Regions from separate parts of the Homo sapiens genome. Here region 2 is linked to region 1. A link is a contact called in ENCODE Hi-C or POLR2A ChIA-PET data. All regions are on one chromosome and are shown on one strand. Each heading gives the region's core, a stretch centred on a gene start or an enhancer-like site at or near the end of the contact. The rest is flanking DNA. Distances are from core to core; before and after follow the strand shown.

Evidence for each region. A loop is a pair of places that touch in the nucleus more often than their neighbours do. ChIA-PET counts read pairs that join two places held with the same protein, here RNA polymerase II (POLR2A).
Region 2: POLR2A ChIA-PET joins it to region 1 with 12 read pairs in activated B cell. The contact joins two enhancer-like sites. A Hi-C loop is called at or near these places in 1 of 168 maps with a recorded cell type or tissue (chondrocyte). POLR2A ChIA-PET finds 5 or more read pairs at or near these places in 2 of 52 experiments (HEK293 and activated B cell).

Annotation. Positions count from the first base shown.
Region 1 is chr5:141,746,736-141,749,435 of GRCh38, reverse strand. No RefSeq gene overlaps it. Among named protein-coding and RNA genes, the nearest start is that of ARAP3, 66 kb to the right of the region's middle. Within about 2 kb of position 1,440, at least 2 of the 41 ENCODE cell types and tissues checked have a DNase peak (open chromatin) inside an H3K27ac peak, as active enhancers do.
Region 2 is chr5:141,939,869-141,942,568 of GRCh38, reverse strand. It overlaps DELE1 (DAP3 binding cell death enhancer 1), which reads right to left. Exons shown (of 12, transcript NM_014773.5): 12 at 522-2,700. Among named protein-coding and RNA genes, the nearest start is that of PCDH12, 17 kb to the left of the region's middle. Within about 2 kb of position 1,370, at least 9 of the 41 ENCODE cell types and tissues checked have a DNase peak (open chromatin) inside an H3K27ac peak, as active enhancers do.

The DNA of each region.
Region 1 (2,700 bases), core at 191-2,690:
GTTTTTGGCTACAGAGCCTGCGTTCTCCATTCCTCTGGTCCTCCCACAGTTGTCTATACAGTTGTAGTATACAGTGATTGTTCAGAGTCCTCTCTGTGCTGTGTGTGTCTCTGTGCTGAGAAAAGGAGTTCAGTGAGGGGAGTTGGTTCCATCCTTATCTCCCATGCCTGCCATATCATAGGTGCACAGTAAATATTTATTGAGTAAATAAATATGGAGGTTCAAGATCAGGCCAAGCCTGTCCTTAATAGTCTGTACTTTTACCTCAAAGCACTTTGAGGTTGATATTCCCCATAGACTGTAAGCTGCTCCCTGAGGATAGGGGCCATGTTTTCTGGTTCATGTCTGCATCCTTAGTGATTAATCCAGCACCTAGCCCACAGTAGATGTCTATTAAATCTTCATGGAAGGGAATATGTGAGTGAATGAATGATACATACATTCATAAATGAATGAGCAACCTAGGTAGACAAGGACTTTTATCCTATTATTATAATGAGGAAATGAGATTTAGGAAAGAATGGAAATCTGGCTCTCACTTCCCACATTTCAAGTGTTAGAGGCACGATTTTTATGCAGGGAAAGCCGGCCCAGGAGGTTTGGAGCTACTGACCAAGGAGTAGGCGATAAAGGTGGGTAAAAGGCTGGATGGGCAAACCTCAGGGATTAGGTCCAAGCAGATGGAGCCTCTGCCCTGGAGGAAGAACGTTCCTAGAATTATCCTGCCTCCAGATAGAGAAGCAAGGAAGCCTAATTGGTTTCTTCAGCTCCTGGAGTTGGATCCATAAATCATGGCTCCATTGAAAGCACAGGTACCTCCTCTCTAGGGACACTGGTATGACTTGATGTGAGTTCCCAGTGACATGAAGAGGCTTGCAGCCTCCACGTGCAGGTCCCCATGCCACCCTGCCCAGAATAGAAGGCACCGCTCGATAAGGTCTGCCCATCAGCTGCAATGTTTGAGGTATGCAGGTACCCAAGGGAGGAGCAGGGGAGGGAAGGGGCCCAGGAACAGCAGCCGAACACAGGGAGGGAGAGTGAGTGATGAAGACCCAAATAGCCTTCCTTCAGTGAACTCCATCCCATTCACCATTTATTGAGTACCTACCTTGTGTCAGATACTGTGCTGGGCACTGGAGACCCAAAGACAGCTCAGATGCAGGAGAGAACGGGGGGAGAGGCAGCTACAGAGACAATAATCACAACATGGGTGATAAGTGCTTGAGAGGGATGTACAAAGTGCTCTGGGAGCTCACAGCACCAGGCCATTAATTCTTCCTCTGGTGGAGAGGATTTTGGAAGACTTCGCTGAGGAGGAGGTGTTTCAGCTGTGTTTGGTCGGCTCCGAGGTTGGCAGAGGGAGGGAAGGGCACTTCAGGCAGAGGTGAGCATGTGCAAAGGTGGGGGTTATGAAAGAGGAACTAGGGGATTTCTGTGTGGCTGGAGCTGAGGGGAAGGCATGAGGAGACACTAGATGGGGAGCCTCAGGCCAGTATTTGAAAGGCTATGAATGGTCCTACTAGAGAATTTGGATTGGATCCAGTCGTGGGCAAAGGGGAGCCATTGAAGAATTTTAAGCAGGGGTGTGTTTTAGAAAGCCTTATCCAGGGGAGATGGAACAAACCAGGATGGTGGCCAAGGGGCAGAGAAAAGGGAATGGATTCCAGGAACATTTAGGGGGGGAAAATGGACCAGACTTTCCCTGGCTCTGTCATTCTTTCGGACTTTTCTTGCCTTTCTAGGCAGGCTCCGAGTTCCCCTGGGGATGAAGGCTGCTCCCTCCTTTCTCTGTGTCTGGTGCAGGCTTCTGCATACACAGAACTGAACCTACAGGGTCTGACTGACTGACAAGAACAGAGCAGCAGAGCTGACTCCCAGTGGTCAAGGAGTCCTGCTCTGCGGATGACCTGGTGACTTCTCTCCGACTCAGTCCACAAGCCCCAGAGCAGGATGAGGCCCGGGAGGTCCTCCCCTCCCTCCCTTCTTTTCTCTCCCTCTCCTCCCTCCCCCTCCTCCCCTGAGCCCAAGCTTTCTTGCTGGGAGGCTCTCAGAGCCAGCAGAGCTGTGGATGAAATGGTTCGGTGGCTCCAGCCCAGCTGCTGCCATGGCAACCAGGCTGCCTGCCAGACCCAGTCAGGAGCAGGCCCAGCCTTCCTGCTCTAGAACTACGATTCCCAGAATGCAAAGCACCTGAGGCTGTGAGAGGAACCCACCTCCTAGATGGTATCCAGCCAGGGCCTTCCAGCTTGGAAGATGCATAGGGGCATCCCAAAGGGAACACAGTACAGAACATGGGCACCTGTGTGTGCAGAGAGCAGGGGATACTTCTGGAGGAGGCCTGAGAACCCCTCCTGATGTTGGCCCACTGGACATACCAGAAGGAGGCCAATGGCTTCAGGAAGGGATAAAGGCTGGGGATGGGTACTAGTCCTGCTTTTGCCACTAATCTGTGGTGCTGCTTGAAAACTTTCTCTCAAAACTCTACAATGCTCAGTCTCTAACACCACCTTCATAGTCCAAGCCTAGGTGGTTGCAACATGCCACTAATTGGTCTCTTTGCCTCCTTTAGACCCCCTCCCTTCCTTATTCGTGCTGAAGCCTAAGTGACCTTTTCAAAATGCAATTCTGATCATATCACTACCTCCAATGCTCAGCCCCCTGCTGTTTAAACTATTCAGTGTTTAAACCTTTCGCTCTTAG
Region 2 (2,700 bases), core at 121-2,620, 190 kb before region 1:
AACAGGAAGGTTACAGAAATTTCTTGACATCAGCCAAGATGTCAAAGCTGAGACTTTGGACACGCTCAAAACAGTTTCCACCAAGATGGGCTCTGTCCCCTGGGAGACTGAGGGAGCAGGCGAGCCAGCAAGCACTGTTACATGTCGTCCTAATTTGGAAAGCATAGAGGGACATTTTTTAAATCAATAGTCAGCCGTTCTCCAGCACCAGGAGTGCAATGCAGTGCTCACTCAGAGCCTGGAGGCAGCTCAGAGATTGACAGGCAGCTGCCTTGTCTGTCACCCAACTTCAGTTTGGCAGCTCACTGACGCTGCCTCTTCTCTGGCTGAAATAAGAGTGATGTGGCAACCACTACCTTTGAAACTCTGGAGAGAACCAAATCCCAAAAAAGAGAGGACAGGAGGAAGGAGAGGCTTGGCCTGGCACATAGTGTGTACCTAGAAAATAGATAAGCATTTTCTAGCTCCTACTAAATTTTGGGTACAACGTGGGAGGAGTAGGACATGATCAGAAACACTCATGCAACAAACATTTTGTGTTTATTGAATAATTACTAAGTGCCAGAAGTAGCACAGGAAACCGTGTGTGTGTGTGTGCGTGTGTGCGTGTGTATAGGCGGCGAGTGGGGGGCAATACAGAATTATTCATTCAAGTTATTTAAAATTATTCATTCAAATTACTTAAAGTACCTACTATGTGCTGGGTAGGCTTGGTGCTGGGCATTGGGTGGGGGGAGTTGAGTATAATCACTCACTTATTTGTTGAATGTATATTTACTGAACATCTGAGTGCCCCACACTATATTAGCACTAATGATATAGTAAACCAAATAGCCTTGTTCCCATCATAGTGTCAGGACTCCCTGAAAACAGCATCTCCGGATAGGGAAACTGAGGCAGTAGAGCTTCCCACAAAGGTCTCATTGGTGAGGGCGCCGGGCTTTAACCCAGCATCCTGACCCAGGCTGGCCCTGCTGATGGGAGCCACCTCCCTCTCGTCCTCTCACACTTCCTCTGGGGCACTGATGATGAGTCATTAATAACAGAATTTTAATGGCAAAAGCACAGCAGTACCCAGCTCTGCCAGTGAAGCCCATCCCCCTGGGGCTGGATCAAGACCGCAGTGACTGAACAGCCAAGGATTTTTGGTCCCTTGACAACACCTTTCTCACGACTCTGCCATCCTTCCCTTTCCACAGGAGAGGCCCTTCCTTTTTAAATTGGAGAGCTTAAAAATATCCTACCCCCAACCTTTGGCACCCCAAATTGAATCAGTACTTAGCTCAGTAGTGACTGAGTGGGAGGGAGAGCCACTCAGGGAGGGCTGCATCTGGCCTTCACCACAGGACGCCCAGTGGCCAGACTGTGAACCAGCCCTCGGCCCCAGCTATGGCTAGAAGGAAGTAGTCAGAAAATCCAAAATGACCACAGAGGGGAGGAGGCTGGGGAGTGGGGCTCCACAGGGAGGGCACACGGTGACATTTCACGCAGAGGGTGCCCCAGGAAGGCTCAAAAGCAATCTGTAGGGAAACGGGCTCTGGGCTCAATTCAGTGAGAGAAAACATTGGGTTAACCAAGTTCTTTACTGGAGGACTTCTTGGAACCTCAAATATGCTGATGTGTATTGTGAATCTATAAAAAGGGGACGTCTGGTGCAGCATTTCCCAAACTTATTTAACCACAGAAACCTTTTTTTGTTTGTTTTTTGGCAGAGAGCTTAGTGCACTGCACAGCTTAAAACCCTGAGCTTGAAACCTCAGGTTTCCTACCCTGCATGGGGCCTTGCACTCAGTGCTGGGGACACTGGAATACAAAGACAAGGACCCTGCTCCCAAGGAGTGCCATCTGTGGAAGGTGGCCATGTGCAGGGTCCAACAGTGGTGAGCCAGTGTGCAGGGCAGCCCTGAAAAGGAGGCAGGGAGCAGGCGAGGAGATGGAGCTAGAGGACGCTTGGGCTCCCCGGGTGAAAGAGAGGTGCTAGGAAAGTATGGCAGGACCACTAAGAAGTTGAGAGAGATGGGGTGGGAAGCAGAGAGGGAAACGTGGACAACTTTCCCCCCTCAAATCTTCTTGCCTTTGAATTGGCCAGGCTGGTTGGTCTCCACTCAGTCATGGGATTGTGGGGGGTGGGCGGTGGGCTCTCTATCCCTCCCAGACCCCACTCTCAACCACATCTATGCTATTCAACTTGGGCTAACATCCAGAAGCCAGGGAATAGCTATTCACAAATTCAGTAACTGGACTCATTAGCACTGACTCAGAAATCTTTTTTTTTCCTAAGTCTCTCTCCTGGAGAAGCTTTTAAGATCCTTTAAATTGGTTAGTGGAGAGTTTAGAGATGAGGACGGAGCCTCAGCTTTCAGCTCCCCCTGCCCGTCTCCCTGGCTCTTCCCATAATACTCAAGGGCAAGAGTGATGAGATAATCCAATATCTGTTTTATTAAACACCTAGACATTTCTGGCACATGTTTCCCAAATGGGGACCTCAAAATCTATACTCTCCAGCTTTAAGACTCCTAGCATTCAATCTACATTTACTCTCCCATGGGTAGGACAGTCATAATGCTTTCACATAAAATTGCAGTATGAACTGATGGACAAGAACTCTGGGCCAGGAGTCAGGAGGCCCAGGTCCTCACCCTGGCCCAGCGACTCATAAAGTCATGCAACCATGAGCATCACTGCCTCCTGGGCCAAAGT